3 separate regions of the Mus musculus genome follow, and all the other regions are linked to region 2. A link is a loop called in an ENCODE intact Hi-C map of the cell type or tissue named here. Cell type or tissue: left cerebral cortex. All regions are shown on one strand. Links, peaks and the distances in the headings refer to the core of each region. The heading gives the core; the rest is flanking DNA. Region 1 holds the start of Lgi2 (leucine-rich repeat LGI family, member 2). Region 2 overlaps Sepsecs (Sep (O-phosphoserine) tRNA:Sec (selenocysteine) tRNA synthase). Region 3 overlaps Lgi2 (leucine-rich repeat LGI family, member 2).

Region 1 (10,754 bases), core at 3,228-8,227, 91 kb before region 2:
ATGTGGAAACATCACAGAAAACACCAAAGAAAAACAACTGTGTGTGTGTGTGTGCATGTATATGTTCATGAACATGTGTGCACATGTGACCTCAGGAGCCATTCACTTTATTTTTTGAGACCAAGTTTCTCTCTGGGACCTAGGCATCATTGCTTAGGCAAGGCTGGCTGTCCAACATGCCACAGAGATCCTTCTGTCTCTGCTTCCCCAGCACAGGGATTTCAAGCATGTACCATGATGCCTGTCTGCTTACATGGGTTTTGGAAATCAAATCAAGAGGCCTCATGTTCTCGTGGCCAGCCCGTACAAGAGATTGCATAAGACTTACAGGTGAGTCAGGTCACGGAGGCCCCGAAAGGCATTTCTTGAAATGGTTTCTATTTTGTTCCCTTCAATGAACCTAAGGAGAGAAGCAATAGAATATAACTGAATTCCCTCCCCTTAACATCTCTAACGGATGATGCAGGGTGCTTTGGCAATAAAATCAGAAAGCACTTATGAGGTACAGACACTCCCAAGTTAGCAGCAAGCTACGCTCAACTCCGTGAGGGAGCTGGGCACGTGAGCAAGAACACGTGCTCTCTGCTCCAGCCAGCCCAGCCTGGGTGTCTCCAAACTCAGAGCTGGCAACGTGGCCAATCACATCTTGGGTTTGAGCAAGGGAGAAGAACGTACTGCACGGAGGCCAGAAATTCTCCCATCTCTGCAACACTGGAAAGCTTCCAGGCAGTCTCCCTGCTCTCTCTTACAGTGCCCTGTGCCTTGCTGGCCATACTTTTGTTAATACCATAGTCCCTAGAGGAAAGCCCATCGTTTTACATCTCTATGTTTTAGTTTTTGCTGAGGAAGGAAGAGTTCCATTAAGCACAGCTTCCAGAAACCTTGAGTTCGTTTTGTCCTATACAGCCTCCTAGCTGGGCAAGTGATAACAAGGTAGAGGTGTTCTCAAGCTCCGGACAAGGCTGAGAAGCAGAAAGGGCTGTATCAGGAGCAAGGCTGGCTTGCTCTGGGCTGAGATGGTACAGGGCTTACAGCAGACACCTTGTAGCAATGACATTGACTAAGCCATAAACTCTCAAGATATGACAGGGATACATTGTAACTGTTCTCCGGGGCCAAGGAGTTAAGTCAAATAAATGCTAGCGGGTCTTTGCTGAGATGTTCTATGGGAAAGGCTTTGCTATGTCTGTGACACAACTGATGAGTTAGGTCTCACAGGGAGCAGTCTCTGATGCCAAACTCTGGTGTCTGTTTAGTACTAGACATTAGTGTACCCTGATAAGCTGCCTTTCTCCCTGACGCCCTGGGCAGCATCTGAACTCCCCACCAGAGAAAATCTCAAGTACCCCACAGCTATTCATGGGCTTTGGGGCAACCCTGGTGGCTTCAACCCTGCAGCTGTGACACTCTTTGCACATCAAATACATGTCAAAATACAGGATTATAAGAGGGTTCTCCGGAGAAAAAAGTTCCTGGGGAGACTGCGTTCCCTGAGAGTTCATATCAGCAGAGAGCTTTTTCTACCTGGGAGGTGTCTAGAATTCCAACATCTACCTGTTCACCTCAGATAAGACAGCAGGAACAAGGCTTTGCAAATCCTCTGAATGCTAAGCAAGGAAATCCCAAACTGATAGCAGGATTAATGTTATTACTGACTTACCAAATACAAGGCTAGGACAACTTAAGGGGGAAGAGAAAGGTTTGAATGTGAGAAAGGCTGACATAAGAACCACAGCCAAGCTCAATGCTCAAGGGGGAAAAAACGGTCCATCTGAAGAAGGGAAGAGAATTCCCTCTCCTGTTTTCTTGTTGTTATGGTTTGGTTTGGGTTTTCATTTTTAGAAAAAAGAAAAATCTAATTAGACCTTCAACACAACTCCCAGAAGCCAGAGCAAATGGGATATGGGACAGCTGGATAAAAACCAGGCAGTTTACCCCCAAATAGGGAAACTTTGTTTAAAAAAAAAAAAAAGCCCCCAGAACTGTCCAGCTCTATTTCTGGCCCATCAGCAAACCCATGCCTAGTTATGGAGGTAAAAATATCCAACACGATTTCCAACTGTGCTTGCTACATGACAAATTAAAGGTCAGCAGAGAATGAATGAGTGAGTGTCTCCCTTTCTGGGCTTTGTCTCCAGCCTCTTCCTGCCCTAGCACACTGAGAAGTAAGTCAACTCACGGGTCAGAGTCGCATGAGAATGGGGTTTGCTGCCCCCCTCTCCCACCACAGGACACAACTCAGAAATCTCCCAGAGGCAACAAACTTTCAGCAGACACCACACAACACTTACAGGTATTCAAGATGAAAAAGGCCAGCAAAGGCATCGTCCCGGATCACCGTGAATGAGTTAGAATTCAGCAATCTGAAAACAAGGCAGGTTTTAACAGAGATGGAAACGTGATGTCACCTGAGGAAGCCATTTCTTTTTCTTTTGCTAGGTGATGGTCCCTATGCAAATGAGGGCTATTCTCAGCCTAAGGACAACCCCTTAGGTCCCTAATGTCCTCACCACTGTGATAGGGACAGCAAGAAAGGGATCCCTGTTGGCTGAATTTCCCCCACTGTCTCCAATACTACCTGTCTCACGCCTGGAAGAACTTAGGAACTGATGGCCATCATTCAAAAGCAGTTTTCTCCTAGGCACAACAAGGCAGCCAATAAATATTTCAGGATGTCCAAGAAACCATGGAATTTCAGACCTGCAAGGTCCATAACCCAACTGTATTCTAGAGATTTTGAGCCCCAAGAAGATAAGAGACTTGACTAAAGTCATACAGTGGGGACCTAAGAGCAAAACTCCTTTCTACCACACTATACCTTCTCCTGAGAAATAATCATTTTTAAAAGGTTAAGAAATCTCCAAAAAGACTATCTCTATGTAGTTTTCAATTTGCGTGGCTAGGTACATCCATTTGATAAATATTTACAAAACCACCTATGTTTATTTGACCAAATAATATCTATGCTATATTTCTATTCTAAAAGAGTGGAGATTTAAGGGTATGTATGTATGTATTGCAAAGTTGCATGTCCAAAAATATATCTGTGAACACAAGTGTGCCATAACACATATGTGAGGTCCAAGGATAGTTTGCTGGAGTTAGTTCACTCCTTCCACCATACAGGATCAAACTCAGGTCATTAGGCATGGCGGCAAGCTCCTTTGCCTACTGAGTGTGTCCTGTTGCTGGCATACAAACTGAGATCTTAAGTGGTAAGTTTAATGTTATAGTAGCTATACAACATATTAAAAGCAACATATTAAAATGGCACCTTATTGTGGCTAGGTAGTGATGAGCATCTCTGACCTTTTCTACAGTGCATTGCTTGCTATAGGTATAGTCTCACTCCATCCAAGAAATATGGCAAGCGTCAGTGCTATATACTCACGACTGCCTGCTGATCTTTGTGTTGTTTGTGTACTGCTAAGGATGGACCCCAGCGCTGCATGGTAGGCAAGCGCTGTACCACTGAGCTACATACCCTCCACACACACATACACCCCTGCCTAGTGAACTGCTTTCGAAAAGTGACTGTGGGACAATTATTTTCACTATCATACATTAACTGACTTGGGTTTCGGGACCTTAAATGGGCACTCACCATGACTCGGTAACTTGGATGTGATTCCCAAAGAGGAGCTGGGGCAAACATAGTTTGGGGCTTCCAGGTTGGATCCTGACTCTGTGACTCAAGGCAAAGCATTTACCTTTCCTGAGCATCAGTTTCTTCATCTGTCAGATGGGAAAACAAAAGTACCTTTCCTGCAGAGGCGCCTTGCCCGTGAGATAAAAACGCACACACCTGTGCTGCTTGCTGCATGCATGTGAGACAGACTGGAAGCATTCCTATCGAAGAGCAGTATCAGGATTTTTTTTTTTAAGATAAGCTTCTTTTTGAGGTGAGATGTTGGAGGTGAAACTCTGGTTATGGTCGATGCAGCCACCTCCCAATTGCCTGATCTGTGACTGGGATCTACCACAAGTCCCAGGGGAGAAATTGGCCTAAGTCAGGGAAGGCCCTGGAGCAGGAGAACAGTGGTTTAATGTGGACCAGCTAGGGTGACTCGGAGGGTTGTTGGTTATAGGAAGACCCACTAGAACAAGGCAGGCACCACGTCTCATACTCACAGCAGCTGCAGAGAGGGCAGGTGGGAAAACATTCGGTCCTTGATTTCCAGAAATGTTCCATTTACTAGGCTCCTACGGGCAAGAGAGGGACAGAGTGAGGCCCAGGGTCCTTTGAGGAAGTGCCGAGCCAAGTGGGCAGTGGGCAGTGGGCATTTCCTCCACCTGAACTTCACACTCCTCCTCTCTGGGGTAAAGATTCTTGTGTTTGGCCATTGTCTTCCCGGGGAGCAAGATGAGAAAGAGGAGAGTTGCTTCCCAGTATACTTGGTCAAGAGGAAAACTAGTCTGGCTAACAGAATCCAGTGCTATGTATGGGTCTGGCTCCTCTCACAGACATTAGCTCAGTCAGCTTAAATCAATTCCCGAGCTTCCCTCCCTTAACTACAGGAGGCCTCCGCTGAAGGTGGATAATTACTTCACCCAGGATTCTGTTTGTGCAGACACAAAGTTAATGTTGGCCCACAAAACTCTGGGGTAGGATTAAGCATTCCCCCCTTGGAAGCACAAGTCTCTGGAAGACACTCAGAGCACTTCTGACTAAATGCACTGTGAAAGCCTTGGGGGAAACTCAGAGACACCTGAACTGGCCCAGGAAGCGAGAGGCAGGGCCATCTGCCAGATAAATGGTCGAGCTGGGAAAAGAAGCTTGGCTGCTTCTGCCTCAGGGTCTCCTGCCCTTTCTGGCCACAGCAGGATTTCCATACATGACTGGAGTTAACATGCAGAACACTTCAGCTTTGATCCCATCCAAAGGGTTTAACAAGAGAAATTCTAGAATCCTCCATGTGATCTAATTTAGCAAGAGTAAGAGGCAAACGGGCCTGCTGTGCCCACAGCCAAACTCTTCCAACTTTTTACAGATGTAAACAGGACCTTGAACCCTCTCCCTCCCTGTACGCTGATGCTGTTTTTGCCTTGAAGAAGCACAGGACACGATGGAGAAGGCACAAGCAACGTGGTACCCAGAACTACCTTACCCTCAGGATCCCCTCCTCTACATCTGCAGGGGTACTCCAGCACCTCAGCCTGGAATAAGGGGCTGTCCTAGCAAGAGATGCCCCAGCAATAAACAGACCACCCTCAGATCCCTTCCATAGCAACACTTCACTATTGCCACTGTGTGAGACCTAGTTGAAAGTGCTTAGCAAGCAAGTGGAGGAATCTCTCTGGTTAGTTCTGTCAGTGCTGGTAATACAACCCACCATGGAGAAAGATGGTAAAAAGGGGGCCCTCTTGAACTCAAGGCAAGAAGTTGGAAGGTTTCCCTCACTAGGGGGCTCGGCTGGACACCATATACGGAAAAGCACTTAGAAGTCTTCCGGGTTTCCCCTCTCTAAGCCACGTGGAGTAACCCCTCTACTTCCAGAAGCTGTGTGCCTTTGCACAGCTTAGGCATTTCCTAGCCTGCAGTGTGGAGAGGTCAGGAGGGGGCCAACCTCCCAGCAGAGCTGAGGCCCGCTGCAGTGAGGCCTCACCCATTCCTAATTAGCCGCTCAATCCGGGCGCATACAGCTGCTCTCCAGTCACACACCCACCCACTCACCAACACAACAGAACCACTCAAAACTTTAAGGTGCCCCAAGGATCACCTCGTGGCCCGAAATACAGGCTGTGAACTCTGGTGCAGAGACCCTATCCCATGGTGGGCCCTGGGTCTGCAGTAGCATCAGCTCCCCCCCAGGTAGGTCTGATGCAGGTGGCCTCGGGCCACAATGAGAAACTGTCACGCGGACCTGTCTGGATTCCCGTACTCTGGGGTTTAGAGTCGCCCCCCACCCCACCCTCCACTCCACACAGATTCCACCCACGTTCCGTGCCCCCCAACCCAAAGGCAAAGAAAGGGACTAAGGAGCAGGGTCAGGTGGCGCTGCCCCAGCACCAGCCGCAACTCCCTGGCGGCGGCCGGCGCAGGGCAGGGCAGGGCGGGGCGGAGATGGAGGGGTCCCACTCACAGGGAGCTGATGTCGCCAGGCACGATCCTAGGCACCCAAGAGGAGCCCACGCAGATGATGGACTCCTTGGTACAGCTGCAAGTGGCGGGGCAGCGCGCCAACCGCCTCACCTGCGCGCTCGGCGGGATGAGGCACGCGGCGCTCAGCAGCAGCAACCCCAGCGCCCCGCCGCCTCTCCATAGCGCCATGCCGGGTCCCCGGGTCCCCGCCCGGGCTCGGACCCCCGCCGCCGCCGCCGCCCCGCGCCGTGCGCTCGGACCCAGCGCCGCAGCAGACGCGGGTGCCGCTTGCCGATCGGCCGCCAGCGCTGCTGGCGAGGACGCGGGCGCCGCGGGTGTGGGAGGCCGAGCCGCAGCCGAGCAGCATGCTGGCCGCCACCCCCACTCGGCGCCCCCCCACCCGCGCCCGGGCTGCTGGGCGGCCGCCGCACCGCCTCACCCGCGCTGGCCTGACATCAGCACCCGCGCCTGCCGCGGGCCCGGACCAATGAATAATGCACGCGGGGGCCCGCCCCGCGGGGGAGGGGGGGGGAGGAAAAGTTGGATGACCTTGGGGGAGGGGCCAGCCGTGGCTCAGACCCCCTGGGAGCAGGGACCCGCAATCCTTCTGTGGCTGCAAAGGATTTCACAGACAGTGGACTCCTTTCTACGGGGTCAAATCCTGAGCTTCCTTCCCCGCAAAAAATAAATAAATAAATAAATAAATAAATAAATTTTAGAAAGTAGAAACCGTAAGAACTGGAGCCTCTACACCCCCAGAAAAGTAGGAGTGGGGAGCACTGTCTTGACCTGGGAGAAAGGTCTCTATCCCCGAGTGCCCCGAAGAGGCCAGACCTTTGTGCAGACTTCATTTATCTTACAGAGGACCTAAATGACTGTAGCACAGGGACCCGACTGGGCCACCTTGGCTGGCCCACCATGTTTCTGTGGGGTCTGAGTCTCCACTGCACCTCAGCTCACTGAAGCCATCCCTTTTCAGTTGCCCAAGAAAACTAGAATCGCAAAACTGCTACAGCAGGGTATCCCCTGCCTGGCTGTTGGGCCTTGCAAGAACCTAGCCTGCGAAGAAAAGTTTCCTGGCTCAACACGGTAGCTACACACGGTAGCTACGCCCCACCCCCACCCCCTGATTAAATGATGGGGGACACAGATTGTTAGGAGAGACAGAGTTTGTTGCTCTGAGCACTGGGCCTTTCATCTCCTAACCCTTAGCGGATGCTATCCATCTTCAAGAATTTAACTGATGAGAAAACTGAAGCCCAGGAGTCCTGGGTAGCTGTCAGAGTGTGCTGTTAACAGTCAACACCAAAGAGAAAGACTGGAGCCTGAGATGGGGATTTGTAACTGGCCCCAGGGAAACCCTTTTTACTTCTAGAATCTGTCTTAAGGAGCGTTAATGTTATCATAAGGTCGTGTGCTGCTGGGGGCATGGAAGGAAATGCCAAAGCAGAACAAAGCATTATAGATTCCCCTACCCCACCCCTGCAACTGCTCTGAGCTCAGACCTGTCCATCAGGCTACCAACCTGGGCAAACCATTCTGATGTTAGCGTGTGCCTGAAACAAGTACAGCCAGTGCAGAAGAGGAAATTCATCGGTGCTGCCTCTTATTCCTGAATCATTTTAGCACAATTCAACGGGGGAAATATCTGGCTGTCCACTATGGGAAAAGAGAAAAACTCTCCCTATGGGCAGGAAACTTCAGTAGCTGGACAGATAGCCCAATAGAAGGACCTTCCCATAGTTACATGGATATAAGAGACTGGCCAAAGGGTAGAACATGGGATGCTACTATGGCACTTCATGGAAAGAGTAAAACACGGTCTTAGTTACTTTTCCTGTTGCTATGATGAAATATCCTAACAGAAACATCACAAATAAGCAACAGTGGCACTATCTAGCAGAGATATCCAGGGCTCAGCCTCAGCACCAATCAGCAGGTGGGACCAGGAGGGACACCAAAAGAAGTTCTCAGTTGTGCCTCTCTCAGAGAAGCAAAGATCAGCAAAGACAGGAGACCAACAAGCATTGTTCAGCTAGCTCTGCTGGCAAGCCAGCTCAGCCTCCCTCACTGTCTGTTGAGTCCTATCTATAATCCCTCCAACCATCACATGTCCCCCACAGGTCTTGCCTCAGCACATGAGTCTGTCTCAGCTGACATCACTCTGTCATCAGACCGAGTCTACAGAAGTGACAAGAAGCCGCAGCACACCACCAGAACTTTTTCAGTGCGTTTCTCTCTATGGAGTCCTGACAAATGAAGCTCAACTATGCAACATAAGGCGGACCAATACATGCACATGAGCAAAGGATCCTTCATCATGTGTCCTTTCACCGCTGTTTGCTTCGGTGAAATGTTCATTGACGGGTCGGCCTTAGCCTTTCACCTGTGTCCACTTCAGTGAAATGTTCCTTCATGTTCCACCCAGCAAAACACCATCCAACACAACTGACTTTCCAAAGAACACTAAAGTTTCCATCTCACTGAAAGACTGATTTAAGCTAAATAGTTCCTCAAAGATGTTCCTGAAGGTTTGTCCTCTAGGTAATTCCAGTTGGCACTCAACCATAACCATCACAGATATCGCTGAAGGTCACCATGTATCCAACAGGAACATCGATGTAAACCACATATTACCATAGACTAGTCACACACACATACACAAACACACCCATACGCACACATCCTGATATGCAAATAAGAGGCAGAGAGAGAAAGCTAACTGGGGAAATGGCATGGGCTCTTGAAATCTCAAAGCCCACTAAGCAGGGACACACCTCCTCAACATAGCCACACCTCCTAGTCCTTCCCAAACAGATCCACCAACTGGAGACCAAACGTTCAAAGATATAAGCCTATTGGGGGGGGGGGGGGATTCTCATTCAAATCGCCAGCAAGCTAGAATCAGCTGCAGCCCATTCTGAGTAGAGTGCAGAAAAAGACCAGAGGAGTAGGCCTGGCAGAGCTGTTATTTGTTTAGGCTCTGGTAGAGACTCTAAGTGAGTGCTTGTAAATTATAAGGCACAGTTTATAAATTAAGAACATAAAAATGGAAATGTAGATTACTTTGGTTTGGTTCCAAGATCTTCAGCAGTTTGAGGGGAAGAAAAATGTAATAGACAATCAGAGAGACACAATCTGTTTCCAGGAACTAGTCAGAGATTGTGAAAATGTAAATGCCTTCATTGCGATGGACACTTGTCCCCGCGAGGCCTGGCGATATGAACGCCCAGTCCTGTAGTGTAGGAAATGGTAGAACTCCTGTTTCTTTTTCTGAATTCTCGCACTGTCTGTACTTTACATTACTGCACATGCTTCAGCTTCAGAACTGTGTTCATTCATGCCCCTGCACTCAGCCACCAGTCAGCACTGACTGGGAGCTTGCTAGGAGCTGGCAGTGGTAAAGTAAGGCCAAGACAGACATACTCCCTACCTCCATTGGAGCTAGACATTAAATAAAAGAATGTACTAATGGATAGGCAAATACAAGCAGAGGACAGGATATGGGAAGATCTAGCTCGGGGTGAAGGAGACAAGGAGAAGCAGAGGCCAAGGAAGGGGGAGTGCAGGCAGAAAGCACAGCACATGCAAAGGCCCAGGACTGAGAAGAGCTGAGTGCCTGTTCAAACCATATATGGCATGTTCAGAGATAAAGGATGGGGTGCCCTGAGTTCTGGAAGGTAGGAGCAAACAAATCACACAGGACTCTGCAAGCCAAAGCAAGAAGCTCGGCTGTCCTTCCTAATGCCAGAGGGACCTGAGTCAGAGAATTGGCATGATGTCATATACTTCCAAGTATCTGATTCTGACTGACAAGTCAGGCCCAGAAAGGGGTAAAGGCAGCTGGACTCAATCTACAGCAGGAAAGAAGAAATGTGGTGCAGTTTCAAGAGGCATCCTCAGGGAAGAGTCAGCAGAGTTCACGTTCATTTCAGGCGGGAAGTCAAAGGAAGCGAGCGCCAAGGTTACCTCTCAAAAGCTGGCTAGGGCCTGTGTGTGATGGATGGTGGTGTCACTTCCCAAGATGACAATGTCTGAAGAAGAAGAGGGCTTGGTGAGAGAGGGATGTCAACAGTTTGGTGTCAGGGACATTGAGTTTTAAATGTCCAGGAGGCATCCAAGTACTGTACATGCCGAATGGGTCTTTAGATGCCCGATCATACTGGTCCATACTGGTCGGGAGGAGTTATGGGAGTTAGCCTTCACATCCTCTGGTGAAGCTTCCGTTCTTTCCCAGTTCTCAGTGTGCTGTTGGTAAATTGCATAAGCGGGAGGGAGACATTTCAGATGTGCATTAGCGAGAAGATATCTCTCAGATGTATCCAGCCAGGAACAATGCATATTACAGAGAACGGTGGAGCTAAGAATACTGCAGTTGGAGACGTATTTTTAGATCACAAGTAATCTTCACACCCTAAACCGACTATAATAAGGCTTTTGAGAATCCTAAAGACTTTCTCATACAGTTACTCTCCCTTCCCAACTTGCAGACCGAAGTCTGCCAACAGCCCCACCTAAGTGTCCCCACAGAACCGCAAGCCCTGGAGAGCTATCCCAGCACCTAAAGCTCTTGGCTCCCAAGCTTAGAGAGAAGTTGCCCATTCAAACCTCAGAGGCATTTGGTTTGAATGATTGTACTTTGATGATCCCCCAGGACTGTCCTCCCTCACAC
Region 2 (5,000 bases), core at 1-5,000:
TAGATGAGACCACATGAGAGTCTTCCGAGTCAGCTGCACGTCATTTATTATAATGCACGGGAGTCACCATTTGTTGTATACTTGGAGTCTACATAGCTTTCCATAGTTAAGGAAAGATGTACCAGTGTGTTCCTCTGTTCACTAGATACTTACTTCCATGTTTGGACAATTATAAACTGAGTCATTATAAGCCCCCAACTATATGTTTTCATACAAACTCAAGCTTTCATTCTCCTGAGTAAACAGCTAGAAGCACAAGAGCTGCTCTGGGTGATTATGTCTAACTTCTAGGGCACTGCCACAGTAGGGTCCAAAACTGAAGAACGAACCCCAAAGTGTGGACACTTTGCCCCTTCTTAGAATTGAGAACAAAACACCCATGGAAGGAGTTACAGAGACAAAGTTTGGAGCTGAGACGAAAGGATGGACCATCTAGAGACTGCCATATCCAGAGATCCATCCCATAATTAGCCTCCAAACGATGACACCATTGCATACACTAGCAAGCGTTTGCTGAAAGGACCCTGATATAGCTGTCTCTTGTGAGGCTATGCCGGGGCCTAGCAAACACAGAAGTGGATGCTCACAATCAGCTATTGGATGGATCACAGGGCCCCCAATGGAGGAGCTAGAGAAAGTACCCAAGGAGCTAAAGAGATCTGCAATCCTATAGGTGGAACAACATTATGAACTAATCAGTAGCCCGGAGCTCGTGTCTCTAGCTGCATGTGTATCAAAAGATGGCCTAGTCGGCCATCACTGGAAAGAGAGGCCCATTGGTCTTGCAAACTTTATATGCCCCAGTACAGGGGAACGCCAGGGCCAAGAAGTGGGAGGGGGTGTGTGGGGGTGTGTGTGGGGGTATGGGGGACTTTTGGGATAGCATTGGAAATGTAAATGAAGAAAATACCTAATTAAATTAAAAAAATAAAATTAAAAAAAAACATATTTAACATTCCTATCAACAATGTCAGCTTGTTTCAGCTCTGTGACAGGATTCAGTATTGTCAGGTTTTTGTTGTTGTTTTAGTTGTGTTTTTGATTTTACCTAATCTCTGTGTGTGTGTGTGTGTGTGTGTGTGTGTGTGTAATGTGAGGTTGCTCACTGTGTTTTTAATTTCCATATCTCTAATGAATGACAATGTAAATCTTAAGAAATATCCTCACAATTTAAACAGTAAATAACTACTTGCCCATGGATTAAATTATTAGGAAAAGGAAGACTGGAGTAAAATGCCACAAAAACTTTAAACATCAGTTCTGTGTGAGGAATAACACCCTGTTGGAGGGTCTATGTGATAACAGCTATGCCCATATGCTTTAAAACATGTCAAGTACATCTGAAGGATTCCATTGCTAGTTGACGCCATAAGGCTGCTTAGATATAAACACCATGCCGCTGGTCTCCAGCACTGCTGGATAGATGAATACTCACTTTCATCTGACCTAACCCGTCAACAGTTACGGAACTGTCTCAAATGAAGCTTTTCTGTGTTAGCTTGTTTTTAAAAACATTGGGTCTCACTATGCTGCTCAAGTGATCCTCCTGCCTCAGCCTCCCGAGTAGCTGGGACTATTTCAGGCCAACACCACCAAGTTTATCACTTTTTTCCCCCACAGCCAATATAAGGAATGAGTCCAGTGTTTCAGCAACACTGAAGGAGGGAGTTTTTATTTTAACATAAGGAGGTGGCTAACCCCTACTGGTTCTTCCTTCTGCAACTAGACCAGCACACCAAAACACACCCTCAGGCTTCCAAAATCAGCTCGGCTTTGGTTATTTTGAACAGGGTCTTGCTGTGTTGCCATGGCTGGCCTGGCAACTCACTCAAAAGAAAACTTTTCATTTGTTTTTCAAGGGCCTCTATGCCAGAAGTGGTGGTAGATGCTTGTAGTCCCAGCACTTAGGAAGCAGAGGCAGGAGGACTACCCCAAGTTTGAGGCCTGCCTTCTTTACATAAGCAATCTCCAGGCCAACCACAGCAACACTGCAAGACCCTGTTCAAACAAAACAAAACAAAACAAAGCCGAACCAGTGCCACTGCTAAGCAGGTCAAAGGCCCTTCGTCTTAAGCCGTGACCTACACTCAGTCCCTGCTCCCACAGATTGTCCTCTGACGTCCACTCACACATGCCATGGCACATGCACACTCAAATACATGTAAGAGCAAAGTGTTTAATATGGTTTATGTTAAAACATAAAAAGGGGAGCTTCTTTACCTTTAGGTAACAAGTGACCACATAATTCCCAATACAGAGGTTTCTAAACAAATACTAACAGTAAAGTAATGCATGTGACTATTCCTCAGCACGTGGACAGACAGAGGACAAAACACGGATGGTGGCTCCCATCTGAGTGATATGCAGGCTACAAGAGCAGCACTGAGTACAGGCAGACCTCACCTTTCTCTCCTTCAACAGCTTCCTGTAGCCACTGCAGCCCAGTGACAGCAAGGTGATGAGGACGTCTAAGGACGGCGAGGCTGAGGCTCTTCCTGCAAACAGACGGACAGGGTGTGTGAAGGAGGCTGACGGGAGGACTCGCCACAGAAGGCTATGTGCATGTGCAGTTTTGCCCATTAGTTACTTTCCCATAAACCAAGTTATCTACTGACCTGGATACATCTTGCTGATGTCCTGAATGAAGGGCTCATTAAAGCCAGCAATTATAGCACCACCTACTGGAACCATAAAATTTTTGTCCAAGCTCTGAACGAAAGCATCAATTCTACCAACCCGAGCCCCCTAGAATCAAATAACATGTGGGTCACATGTTAGTCACGGTGAGGACAGACAACTGCTATTAACAAGTAAAGGCCACAAGAACAACAACAAAATCATGTTCTACAAAATATACATACAAATTTAATTTCATTTCCACATTTGCAAAGGCTGCTACTAATTTTACCTTAATTTTGAAGTAAAAATGAGTACCCCTAAAACAGTGCATAGACCTTTTTTCAAAAGCAGGTGAAGGACTGTAATTGTCTTTGCAGTAGGGCAAGTACAGGATTTACAGGACTAAACCACAGCTCTGAGAGGTGCTCATTATAAGCAGAACACCGGCACTCTGCAGTGACAACTGTTCTCACAGATTAATCACCAACTCATAACCCCTGGGAAGCAGGTGGGATTTCATTACCAGCAGGAGTAGGAATTCCTGTGTAACAGCTTTTTACCTTAAAACTGAGAAAGAGACAAAGCATTTCCCCATGCCCTGCACCTGTGTCCTTTATTTGACAATAAGGTCTGCAGTGATTAAGTAGTTTAAATACTAGCATCACAATCTAATAAACTACAGCTGCCCAAAGTGCCAAGCAGCTAGAAAATTAAGTGCCTCTCTCTGATCTATGCCTAGCATAATGTTTTCTTTTTAGGTTTGTTTGTTTGTTTCTCTGTGCTGAAGACTGACCCAGGGCCAGACAAGCCATCGAATCCAAGCCTAGACTTCAAACAACAAGCTCTACTTCCATAATGACTTTGACCACAAAAGAGAAGCCACATTTTATGTTTATCATCGACAAAGGGCCATTTCATTTGTATATTCCTGGCAGCTCCAGGCGATGCTTCTCCATACCTTGTGGTCCTTAATTCTGTGACCTTAGACAGTCTCGTTCCATGGCGAATGAACTTGAAATGGAGTCTAATATCCCGGCACAGAGCGGAACATGCACCTACTAGAAACGTGGAACCAAGTTCTGCTTCCCATTCGACACAGCTGTGACCTTCTGTCTAATGTGGTGCAATTTTCTCCTCTTAAAAATGGAGATACTATCTAAATTTCAACTCACATAGTTTTTTCTTTATCTGCAGCCACAGATTTTCAATCTGTATTCACAATCTACATTCCTATTAATATTATAACCACATTTGACCTTCCTTCTCACGCTTCCTGCCCACCTCTGTATCTCAGGGAGAATGGAAATCGTAGATAGCTGGTCTAATCTGACAGACCAGATGTGGGCAACAGGTAGAGACGGCAGTAGCTGGGGAGGGGCGGACCACTCAGAGACCATCACCTGACTGTTTCAGCCTTATTCTTGCCGTGACTCTTACTTCTCAACAAACTGTGAACAGAGGAAAAGCCACCTTAGCTCAGGAAGAGGAAGCAGCACAAACACCAACAGAGTAAATGATGGGAAAGCACAGCAAGTTGTCCCAGGTAAAAAGTGGCTGCCAATAACTGTCTAGGCTTTCTGAGAAGACCCTGCACCTAACCTGGGCGTGGGAAGGCCAAGAGAAGGAGCAATCAGCACTCCAGACTGCTGCAGCACCCTATCACCATGACGACTGCACTCTCCACTGCAAGAAAACAAGCGGGCCACACCAGAGCTCAGAAATGTTCAAGGGCCACACTCCCCACACTAACAAAATGCTGTCACTAAGGAAGAAAAAGAAAGAAGCAGCAGAGCAAAGGCTGATGGGGAACAGGACGTGGCTGTGTGTTTTGTGTGATGTTATCAGGGAGCTCACACACGAGTGGGAACCCAGAAGATCTACTGAATGAAGTAACCAGTAGACATGTGCTGAAGCAGCAGTAGCACTCTCTGCTCCAGCTCTTAACAAGTCACGTTGCTGCTTCCCACACTCTGCAAACAGTCAATCCCACACATATGTTTAAAGCTCTACTTTGTGCCTCTCCATTAATCTGTCCTAACAACTCAAATTAGGCATTTCAGAAAACACAATGAACGAAAAGTGTACTTCTTGAGACTTCTTATACAGAATATCCTATCTGCACAGATCTAAGTCATTCTGGGGCATCTTTTGAAAATGCTACATTTCAGATATGATCGTCTTCTTCACTGACCACATGGGTATATGATACTGTTTTCTAAACACTGTGGTTTTCCTGTGTTGTGTTTAAGGGGTAAATCTGAGCCCTGGTGTCAACTCTGCCATACAAGCTGTTCTGTACTTAAACTTCTGAGCTTGTTTCCTTGTATATGAACAGGAACAATAAATAGTACACCTTATAGGATAAGGTTAAAGACATTCAG
Region 3 (10,754 bases), core at 2,966-7,965, 120 kb before region 2:
TTTTGCCACCCTTTCGCTGTGTGACCTTAGCAAAGCCCTCAACCTCTCTGTGCCTCTACTTCCCCATCTGTAAGATGGGCAGATGGAGAGCATCCACTTCCCAGAGGCCTCCCAAGAATGAATGAGAGAAAGAAGGAAGGTCTAGTCCCACTGCTTGGTGCCCAGTACCCAAAAAGGTCACGCCCCTCTCTGCACTCCCTGGGTAGGGGTGAGGGGACACGCTGGAGGAACAGTGAAAACCCACCAGGCCTGGATTCTGCAGTCAGCACTTCCTCCTGCCCCAGCTTCCTCCCCACTACCACCCCTGCAACAGCTTTGCTAGAATTTGCTCTCACTTTCCCTTCCTCTGTGGTGTCATGACTGTAAATCATTGCCCGGGAATCCTGGGCTACACGGAGCCTGGGCTAGAACCTACACACTGGAGGTTTGCTCGGGTTATTTATAGTGTCAGAGGGTGCAAATGGCTGGCAGTCAGCAGAGGGAGGGAAAGCCACCTCAGCAGTCTGTGCCACTGCAAGTGCAGATGGCAGGCCGCGGGGAGCTGTGTTTTCAGTAAATAGAGCAGATACTCCACTTGGCTGGAGATACAAGCCACCAGAAAACGTCTCACTTTCTATGTGTGAATTGACCGGCTTCCTTCAGGACCCGGGTGACACTGTAGCTCCCTGTCATCAGGATGCTGCAATATGAAAATCTGGCAAGCACAGACTGGTGAGAAGAGAGGTGAGGAGATTGTTGCCACCTTGGCCAGGTCCCCGTCACAGACCTCATCACCTGTACTGCAGACTCATCCTGTCCCTCCTTACCAAACTCTTCTCCTTCCCTAACCTGCCTCAGAGAAGAAAGATCTTCTCCAACGCGGTAAAAATAGATTCCCTGGTCGCTGAGCAGAGTTTGCAAATGGAATCAGGGGACAAGGAGCCAAGCTCCCAAGGATACCAGGAGTGTTGGCTTGTCCTCAGAAGGGGACAATTGACAACTGACCTTGATGGAAAAGGTTGGTTTTTTTTTTTCCCACTTCAGAGGATTCCTTCCCCCATATGGGAATCCTGCTATGAGATTCCCAGCAGCCTCCTTGGGGCCTTGCTCTCTCTAGCTCCTACACAGTGAGTGAGCTGAGTCCTTTAGAACCTGGAAAGTGGGCTCCTTGATCCCTACCTCAGTCTGGCCTCTCTGGTCCTCTTGCAGAGAGTAAGAATGCTCCCCCCCCCCCACCCCGGCTGCTCATTCCTGTCAGCAAGTCTGCACCGTGGTCACTACAAGTCCCATGGTATGATATTTATTACTAAACAAACAGGTGCTGGGCGGACCTTGGCCCTGCTTCTCAAAGGATTCGGTACTCAGGTACTCAGATGGCTTGAGACAGAGTGATCTCAAACCCCAGGAGCTGCCAGGGACTTTATATTATAAGACCTAGAATGCTGTATGGTAGCCATACTTTCGTTTCAAATGAGTGGGCTTAAGCGTGCAGCTTAGCAGTAGCCAGAAGATGGACAAATGCCATCAAATCAGGTGCTTATGACATCCAGTAGAGATGAATAGATGTCGCATGGAGAGAAAGTTAACAGAGGTGTCATTTGCCAGTCTAAGCTTAGGTTATTTATGTATGGAAAAATGCAGTGGGGCATGTGTTGTTTCCTAAACCTTCTCAGAGTAACAAATTCCATCTAACAGTGACTTTATCCGATGTGACAATAGAAAGGGAATATATTACCCTCTGGTTCACACTAAACTTCCCCCCAAACTCGCCAGTTTTTAAAACAATAAACACTTAAATCTCACATTGTTTCCGTGAGCTAGTAATCATGCAGTGGGTGCCAGGCACAGGGAGGTGACAGTCAAGATGACAGCCAGTTCTGGGTCATTCAAAGGCTCAGCAGAGATTGCCACCCTTCATGGGAAGCCCATTTCTCCTTGGACTCCTCAGCACACTCCTGCAGTAGCTCACAGCAGCAGGTCTTCCTCAGAGATTGTGCTCAAGGAGATAAAAAAAAAAAAAGAAAAGAAAAAAGCACTCAATGCATTTTAAAACCTGTTCTCTTGAGAGACAAGGGCTGGCCGATCACTGTAAGTTCAAGTCCAGCCTGGTCTACATAGAAAGTTCCAGACCAGCCAGGGTTGCATCAAGAGACTCTGTCTCAAAAACAAACAAACAAAAATATTCACCTATTCCTATAAATCTTTAATCATTGTGCTACATTTTTACCCTACAAGCAAGTCTCTAAACACAGCTCACACTCCAGGGTGAAAATCCAGGTCCCACCTCTTGATGGAGGGAGAATGGAGGAATCTGGGAAGACGTAAAAGTTCCCAGAAGTAGAGCAGCATAGAAGAGGGAAGCCAAGGCAGAAGGGTCTAACTGAAGGGTTAGCTGAACTGAGGAAGCAGGGATGAAATACATGAGTGTTAGCTGCTGCCTGTGTCCCACTCCCTCTCTCTGCTGAGGGAGATGGGTGTGGGAAGGAGAAGGGGTCAGGTGTGGACAGAGTGGAGAGCTTAAAGAGGACATTAGAGAGAGATACAGAAGTGGCCTGTGGAAGGTTGGACAAAGGCCTTCCTCTTCGGCTGTGGACACAAGGAGAAGACCTCAAAACAGCTGGTCCTGTCTGTGTGATGTGTGGGCTGTTTCATTAAGGGTTGTACCCCCTCACTCATGTTCTCTCTCTCTCTCTCTCTCTCTCTCTCTCTCTCTCTCTCTCTGTCTGTCTGCCTGTCTGTGTCTGTGTCTGTGTCTTTCCCTCTCCCTCTCCCCCCTCCCCCTCCCACCCCTCTCTCTTTCCCTCTCTCTCTCCCCCTCCCCCTCTCTTCTCCTCTCCTCCTCTCCCCCTATCCCCCTCTCCCTCATTGGCTGACTAGGGCTATGTGTAGACCAGGCTTCAAAACTCACAGAGCTCTGCCTGCCTGTATTAAGGACTTGTGAATTCTGAGTGTTAGCCCGAGTCACATGGTGAGAACTCAGAATTAGCTAGAAAGAGTCGGATAGACAAGAGACTTGGGATTTTCGTGGGATGTAAGATCCAAGATGCTGTATGATATAAAGGGACTAGGAAAGGAGGTAAACATGAAATTCAAAAACAAACCTTATGGAACTGCAGTGTGTCCACCATTCATGGAAGACTGAAGAACACGAACATGGGAGTCTTGGGGGGGACAAGCATCCAAAGTGGCTCTTTACCCGAAGCCCCTCCCCTGGTTCATTGTTGCCTTTGACTATGATGCCCTCCCTGAGCAAACTGGGTTGTTTGCAGTGACTATCTCTCACCCAACCTGGAACTAAGACGGGGCTCTGAACTCTGTGCCATCTTGAGGGGTGGGGGCAATGTCAGTCTTGATTCAGTGAGCTAAACTTTCTCCTCTTGCCCTGAGGGAAACCCAGCTGTCCTTCCCCTCCTGTCCGTTGGAAGCCTCTTGGACCAGACACCCAGAGGTCTATATAGAAGGTTCTAGAGTGGTCAGAGATGGCTAAGCTACCGCCTGAGGAAGCCTTATACCCCCCACAGACTTCCTGCCTGGTTTGCTGCCTGACTCCAGACAGGACCAGAAGTTCACACTTAAGGAGAGGCTGCCTGGAGCGGAGGCCAGAAGGTTGGGTTTGTGGGATGCCTTCAGCTTCACCTCTGCTACCAGAGGGGTGTTTGTTTGTTTGTTTGTTTGTTTGTTTTTTAAAGTCATCTGTGCCAATTAGACCTGGTAGTAAAGGAGTGTCCAGTCTAGGAGGCAGGTACCAGTCAATTGTACAGCCAGTTGATCAGTGACGGTGGCACATCTCTTGGGGCTCCAATTCTTCCCAGACAGTTCAGCTTCAATTAGTGCTCTGATGAATGAAGAAGGAAAGTGTCTTTGCCTCTATTGGGGTTGCCAAGCCTCGAAGATATCCAAGACCAACCACACCAGGGTGTCAAGACCTGCCGCTGCCTTAATGAGCTCCAGGCTTGCAGGCTTGGAGATTTATGTTTCTTTTCCGCACTTCACAAACATGAAACAACAGAATAAGAATCCAAAAGACTTTCTCTGGTATCTTTCTGTCACTAAGGTATTTCCTGTGGCCCATGATGACCTTGTCCCTAAGAATCAGCTCTATGTACAGCTCCTGTTGCCCTGGGTCTGAGAGAATGCCAGTTGATGGTTGGGGCTTGTTCTGATGAAGTCCCCATAAACTGTGTCCTCATAGAGACCTTCAAGGGATGAGAGCAGAGTCTGTGACCTGCATCAAAGCAATAAAACCAGGCCAAAGTGTTGGGTTTTCTCTTCTGGGCTCCAGAGGACCTGGAGAAGCCCACAGATATGGGGCTGAAGGAACACCGGAGAAGGGCAGGGGCCTGGGGGTGGGCTCTCGGTGCTGAATGAGGCCCCCAACCAAAGGCCAGCAAGGAGATGGGGACTCCCACATTCCAATCATGAGAAAGTCAATTCTACGACGTGAACAAGCTGGTTCTCTGGGGGATTCCACACACAGTCCTAGGGGACCTTGAACAGAGGCACCAGCTATGCCATGCCTGGGCTCCTGCCCCTGGGACTGGGGTACAACTGTAGCAATAGAAAGCTGGTACTGTGTCAGGCCTGGGCAGTCATCTGTCTACTTATGACCCCTAGTGATTTGTTGTTGTCGCTCAACTAGCAACACAGCTGTCTATGAGCAAGTGAACTACACCTAAGTACTTTTTATGAAATTTCACGGCACATCAGAGTGCTCCGCACACAGTAGGTATTGTCTCCGTTATGTAAATTAGGCTGTTGACCCTTCCTTTGTCCAGGTACACCAACGGGTCTGAGGCTAAGGTACATGTGACAGCCATGTGTTATAGACCTCTATGCGTCACTTAGACCCTAGACACACAGAGGGCTGAGGTCCCTCCCTCTAATTGTCCCAGGTAACCACAAGCTCCTGAGAGATTCTTGAACCGCCCCCCAGACCACCCAGCAGGCTTCAGAGACCACAGATCAGGTAGCACGTTCTTCAGCGAATATTTAATGGCTTTTAGAAAAATTCTTAGTTTCCAAGTGAAAAACCAAACCGTCCCCATGGTGCCTATCTTCTGTTTAAACAGCAAAGCAGCCACATAAGCCTCTCCATCCTCCCAACCCCCCCTCCCCAACTGCTCTCTGTATCACCCTTCAGCTCTGCCATCCGGTGGGTGCATCCATTCTTTAAAAGTAGACCAGAGATCAAAGCGGTGTTAGGCATTTACTACTTTTTATTCACAGGATTACAGAATATATAGAAGAATCAAGAGGCATATCATGTGTCCAATCTATTTTCCAAAAAGAGCTAAGTAGATACAGCTTTAAAACACATCCAGCATTGTCCGTCCACTGTAAAATCCACGTCCATACACGTATAAAGTATTATTTCACCTAAGTTGTGCATTTAAAAGACATAAAAACAGTACCAAACGGCATATTGGACTAGTTTATCACAGTTCTCATACATTCCTGATAGTCAGGGGGTTGGATAGGGAACGCATAGTTTCCCCGCTAGAAAGAGGTGGCTGCTGGCGCAAGCAATGAGACAGGGTAAAGAGCAGAGTGCTCGGCTGAGAGCCCAGTGGCCCAGTGATGTCACTGTTGTCTGAATCAGCATTACAGTGGATGCTGTTCAGTGATTGGCATGCTACGGATGTGCCTGGCCATCCTACCCTCTGCTAAGGCAACGGAAGTTATCATTGCTCTTTCAAGCTCATTCCTCCTTCCCCCACAAAGCATCCACTCCCAAACCATCTGCCCTGCACGCCTCCCCCACTTTTCCCATGGCGCCCCAGGTCTAAACCACCCTATTCTTTGCACCCGCTGCTAGGTTGCTGACTCTGCTCTGGCACGCTGTCGAACACAACCCTTGGCCCTGCCTAAGGAAGCAAGGAGTGAAGTCACACAAGGAGCGAGTCTCCTGCAGAAGACTCGGGAAGCTGGCTCAAGGCTTCCTTTAGGGGGCATGCAAACCAGAGCCCTTCCTGCAGACCTTCCTCTGGTTTGCCTGGAGTCCCCTAAGCCAGAGAAATCTCCATCGTGAGCACTCCCAGAGGCTCAGCTTGTAGAACCTCATATTGATTTTTTTTCCCCTAAAAACATGCAGCCTCATTCCACGAGAAGAACACAACACTGGCCCGGAGCAATTCACCATTGCTCCTGAGTTGGGGTTTTTAATTTCTCTCTCCTAGAACTCATCGTATCTGGTAGACACCATGACAAGAACCAGATGTGTCTAGCCTCAGTATTCCCTCCATGGCTATATGTGAGAAGACACAGTCATGCCGGCTAGAAATCCTCGCTAGACAACTGAAGCCATCCACCACTTCTGGAAGGCTTTCTCAAGCCTGGCTAGGCATGCCCCACAGTTCTGAGGTGCTTGCTAGTTGTTCGATGGCATTGACGATTGAACGGTGTGTGTCAGGCATGACTTTCACCCCTGGCTCTTCATTCTGCTTGTACGTAATCTACAAGAACTGCTGCTGTCTTCACTGTCATGGTAACAGAGTCTGACTTTGGGTGGGCACAGCAGAGCATTAGAAAGAGAAAATGCAGCACCTGTCGTCCACGGGAAAGTTCTAGCTTTGCTGCTTAAAACCGGATAATCTCAGGCAGGCCATCTACTTCGGTTCTGTGTCTATTTCCTTCTCTATGAAATTAGAATAACACCTGCCCTCCGTAAACCAAAGAGCTACATGTGACACGTGAGCAGAACACAGATGCACAGGCGGGAATGACAGGAAGCTTCCGGGATGCGAGCTGATCTTATCCACAGCCCAGGAACAAAGTGCTTGTCAGCCCTAAGGTTTATTTTTAGTCTTTATAGAAATCTACTGCGGATCCTACAGAGTCTGAGGACTAACCCTTGCTTTAGGTTATGGCCTTAAAGCCGCAGGACTGATTGGAGGGATCATCTTCTGAAGCCAGCTGCAGAGACGGACAAAGGGCGGGCTGAGCAGATGTCAGTGCATGGGTGTTGGGAAGGAAAGAAAGAAGAAATGAGGAGGGAGGAAGGAAGAGAGGGAGGGGGGAGGGAGGGAGGAAGGGGGAGAGCAGGAAGGAGGGGGAAGGAGAGACCAGTCCCCCTCAGCTGGACAGTCCTATGCATTTCTCTGCCTTGGGCTCTTGTTATAGCTGTGTGGGTGGGTTTTGTTATTTTACTGGAAGAAAGCATTTTGCAGAAACTGCTTAAAACTTCAGGGATTCTTGGGAGAGAGCAGTAAGATTAATGAAGCAGAGCTTCCCACCTTATGCCAAGAACATCTATGTTCCTTCGTTAAGTTGGCCAGAACAAATATCTCCTCCCATAGCGCAGGACTCAGAAGGCTGCAGACTCCAGTCTGGTATAAACTTGTCTTAAAAAGAAAACTCGATTGCTGGTCCTCTCATACCCCTGCTGCACCACCCACCAGGGTCTTTTTCACTCCCCAAATGCTTCATCCGGGTCTGACAGCCTGCCCCACCCCCAAGTCAAACCCCACATATCTTGGCTTTTTGAACTCTAAGCAATGGCCATGGCTTCACCCTGTGAGGAAGCACAGAGAAGCTGGTACCAGGCTCTGTAGAGGTGGCACTCTGAGAGATGCCCCTGTGGGTTCCTCTACAAGCGGTGAGAAGCAAAGGTGTTCTCTCTGCCTGACATTAGTGCTACGTGCCTGTCTGCAGGACCCATGTATGGAGGAACATGGCTCACCAGTTCTTCAGAGAAAGGAAAAGCAACCATCACACTTCCAGCCTCCAATAGGGAGAGCCAGGAACTCATGGGCAAGCCAAATGAACCAAGAAGACAAAAGAAGGCGAAGAACGCATACGTGTCATTTACGCTTAGAGCATTAAAACAGACCGCTCTTTCTATTTGCTTGGCATTTAGCACCAGCAGTCTAAGCAACCACACTATAGAGCCAGAGTTCATTAAAGTCCTTGATTCCCCCTAGGCTGGAAGCATCAGCCAGGAGTGCTGATTACCATCAATGCATAGCTCTCCAGTATGGCGTACCAATCATCCCCTGCTGCTTACAGTCAGGAGACAACAGACTCATTCGCATTTGTGGGGTACCCTCTACCTAGCTACAGCGAGGATGACCATTAAAACGACATCGTGCTGCAGTGGGACTCTGCAAAACACTCCCCTAAAGCAGCTGCTTAGACAGAATATCCACTGTGCAACCATCTACACAACCAGACCCCAAGCATTTCCCTGCTGTCCCCACAGGAGGCCTATTTTGAAATAAGCCACCTGGTCCCACACACAGACCTGGCCTATGAGATTACGCTCATCTGGTTCCAGCTGGTCTCGCCTGAAGCTCTATCAGATACCCCAGCACTAGCGCACGACCTGCCTCCTATTGCTAGCGTGCTGGAGGAGGGAGGTGTGTTCCCGTGATTTTGACTTTTGTATGTTCAGAAACTTCTGCAGGGCCGCACGAGCCAGCCACTGTGCACACCTACAACTTAACAAAGGACTGTTCCAGGAGGAAGGGAGGCAGGTGGGCAGGTAGGCAGACTGCTATTGAATCAATTACTTGAAATATTAAGTTGTCCAGAGGGCAAAGACATGCAACAATCAAAGGACCCCCTCTGGGTCTCAAAGCACATGGAGATCTGAGTTAAGTGCCCTCTGACTCCGTAAAATCTCACTTCAAAAACCCTACCCAATGCCCAGGAGATGGGAACACCTGTTCCATCCCTCTAAGGGACAGATGAAAAGCACCAGTCAGCCTTTGGCCTGCCTGCCAGTTACCCACAAACTAAAAGGAACGGCTCAGAGATTTGAGCGCTCAACGGATAACATCAAACACACATGATTGCTCCAGCCACCTCGAGGGTTACCTTTAAACCACACACACACACACACACACACACACACACACACACACACACAGGGAAATCCCTTCATCTTGGGCACATTCCAGGCTGGCCTAGACACGTGTCACCAGAATATTTTCTCTGTGGCAGAGGAAACGATGTTAAACATTAACCTATGAGCATACTCATGACAGAGATCGACCCTGATGAGGGCAGAGCCAAGGTTCTACTCTAAGGAAGATTCTGGAAGACTGGCCTGGCCATGACTTTCAGGAAACTAGGATGGCTCAAAATAGCACTGTGGAGTGTTCTAAGATTTTCAAACAAACAATCAGCAAATCTTTTCAGCTCACTTTGGCTTTACCAGTTCTTAATTGAAAGACTGCCTTATCAGTTTTTCTTAATTTCTTAATTCCTATCTTAATAGGAATGGAAAGGTCAGTGGAGTTAGATGGGTGGGGGTCTCTTGTCTTAATTTCACTAGAAGGGCTGGCCCATCTTGTCTGTTTTATCCTTTTTTATTGAAATTAAAGTAGAAGCACACTGCCTTCTAGATGGTAAAGATGCTGCGCTCCTGTCTCAGATATTACAGGCTTTAAGATGTCGCTTGTAAACAGCAGCATAGGCCTCTCATGCAATCAGCCAAAAGAAAAATGCAATCCCTGGTTAAAATGTGAATCCTAAAAGTTTGAAAATGTCTAACTATTTCCCCCAGTGCATTGTGAATTTTAGTTTCAGAGCTCTGAGCCTGGCTTATTTTATGATTTTTTTATTATTATTATTATTTCTTCTTGGTCCTGTCTCTCTTGTGAGAGCTAACACTACACATCTTTGAAATGCTTCTAGTCACACCTTCACAAACTTAAATCAACAATGATATGTTCAAAAATCTTTGTCTTCCCTTTGAAACTGGATGCAAAAAAGAAATCTCTCCTGTCGGTGGAGACGGCTGTGAAGGACCGAGGCGCCTGCACATAGATTTCTTTAAACTTTTTAAACTGCTGTTTCTCTTTATCCCACTGGTAGATCTGTGAGAACGTGTAGTCACTCCCCAGGGCCAGGTAGTGGTTATCTTTGAAGGAGAAGGGTTGCAAGGTCATAGCCCCCCGGGAAGGAAGAGCCTGGACCTCCACAAACTGCTTACTGTTCCAACGCATGACCCGCGAGTCCCCAATGAAACGGGTGAGGGAAAGGTAGAGGGTGTTCTGCATCCGGAAGCTCTTCACAGCCAGCACATCCTCCATATTGGGGATGTCACCATGGGGGACAAACTTCTTGGAACTTTTATTCCACTGCAGGATGATGGGGACCTGGGAGCGGCTAGACAGGATGAGGTGAGACTTCCCGTCGATGTCAACAAACTCCGCATCTGTGTCCCTGAACCACTCATGTAGTGACTGGTAGGAGTAAAACCCTTTGCTGTTCCACTTGTAAACTGTGGACAGCCCCGCTTTGGAGCTGTCGGCGATGATGAAGAAGGTCTCGTCGTCGATCTCGAACAGCTCAATGTCGTTGGGCTTGGAAATCCGAGACACCTCTATGTCTTGGAACTTGACAAACTTGGTCCAGCTCTCGTCGTATTTGTAAATGTGAGAGCCACCGAAGAGCTGGGCCACCACCACAAAGACCTGGTCGTCAATGAGGATGGCCTTGCAGCCCACGATGGACTGGCCTGTGGCCAAAAGAAAGAGAAGACGTTAGTGTGACTGCAGTGAGTGGTAAATCTCCCTCCGGACCATGGATCAGGCACCGCTGGCCTAAAGGTACTGTGTATAAGACACCGTGTGCTTTCTTGTGAACTTAAACCTAGACTGGCCAAATGACAATTCTATTTCTTGATACAAACCCAAAAAAGCTTAAAGCAAGGCCTGGAAGAGATACCTGGATACTAAATTGAGAGACCAAATGTTCATTTTAGTCACTTCCAAAGGGACCATTGGGAAAGATGAAGAAGGCGACTTGCAGTTGGGGTCTGAAACAGCCAA

The links. A loop is a pair of places that touch in the nucleus more often than their neighbours do. Peaks named below come from ENCODE experiments on the same cell type or tissue, not always from the same donor. Only the 100,000 strongest peaks of a DNase experiment are listed, where the experiment ranks them.
Region 1: a loop joins it to region 2, with 2.7 times the contacts of the local background. A loop is called at or near these places in 5 of 42 quality-filtered maps.
Region 3: a loop joins it to region 2, with 2.1 times the contacts of the local background. A loop is called at or near these places in 2 of 42 quality-filtered maps.

The regions. Positions count from the first base shown.
Region 1 is chr5:52,559,835-52,570,588 of GRCm38, forward strand. It overlaps Lgi2 (leucine-rich repeat LGI family, member 2), which reads right to left and starts at 6,472. Exons shown (of 8, transcript NM_001310604.1): 1 at 6,084-6,472; 2 at 4,132-4,203; 3 at 2,292-2,363; 4 at 329-400. The coding sequence starts at 6,271. In left cerebral cortex, for the core only: no CTCF peak of the experiment used is centred there; DNase peaks (open chromatin) are centred at 6,192 and 6,402; H3K4me3 peaks cover 1,655 bases; H3K27ac peaks cover 652 bases.
Region 2 is chr5:52,653,611-52,658,610 of GRCm38, forward strand. It overlaps Sepsecs (Sep (O-phosphoserine) tRNA:Sec (selenocysteine) tRNA synthase), which reads right to left. Exons shown (of 11, transcript NM_172490.4): 7 at 2,616-2,745; 8 at 2,404-2,495. Among named protein-coding and RNA genes, the nearest start is that of Sepsecs, 14 kb to the right of the region's middle. In left cerebral cortex, for the core only: a CTCF peak has its summit at 2,686 (motif pointing left); DNase peaks (open chromatin) are centred at 2,659 and 4,467.
Region 3 is chr5:52,528,340-52,539,093 of GRCm38, forward strand. It overlaps Lgi2 (leucine-rich repeat LGI family, member 2), which reads right to left. Exons shown (of 8, transcript NM_001310604.1): 8 at 5,178-10,441. The coding sequence ends at 9,624. Among named protein-coding and RNA genes, the nearest start is that of Lgi2, 33 kb to the right of the region's middle. In left cerebral cortex, for the core only: no CTCF peak of the experiment used is centred there; DNase peaks (open chromatin) are centred at 5,576, 6,575 and 7,238.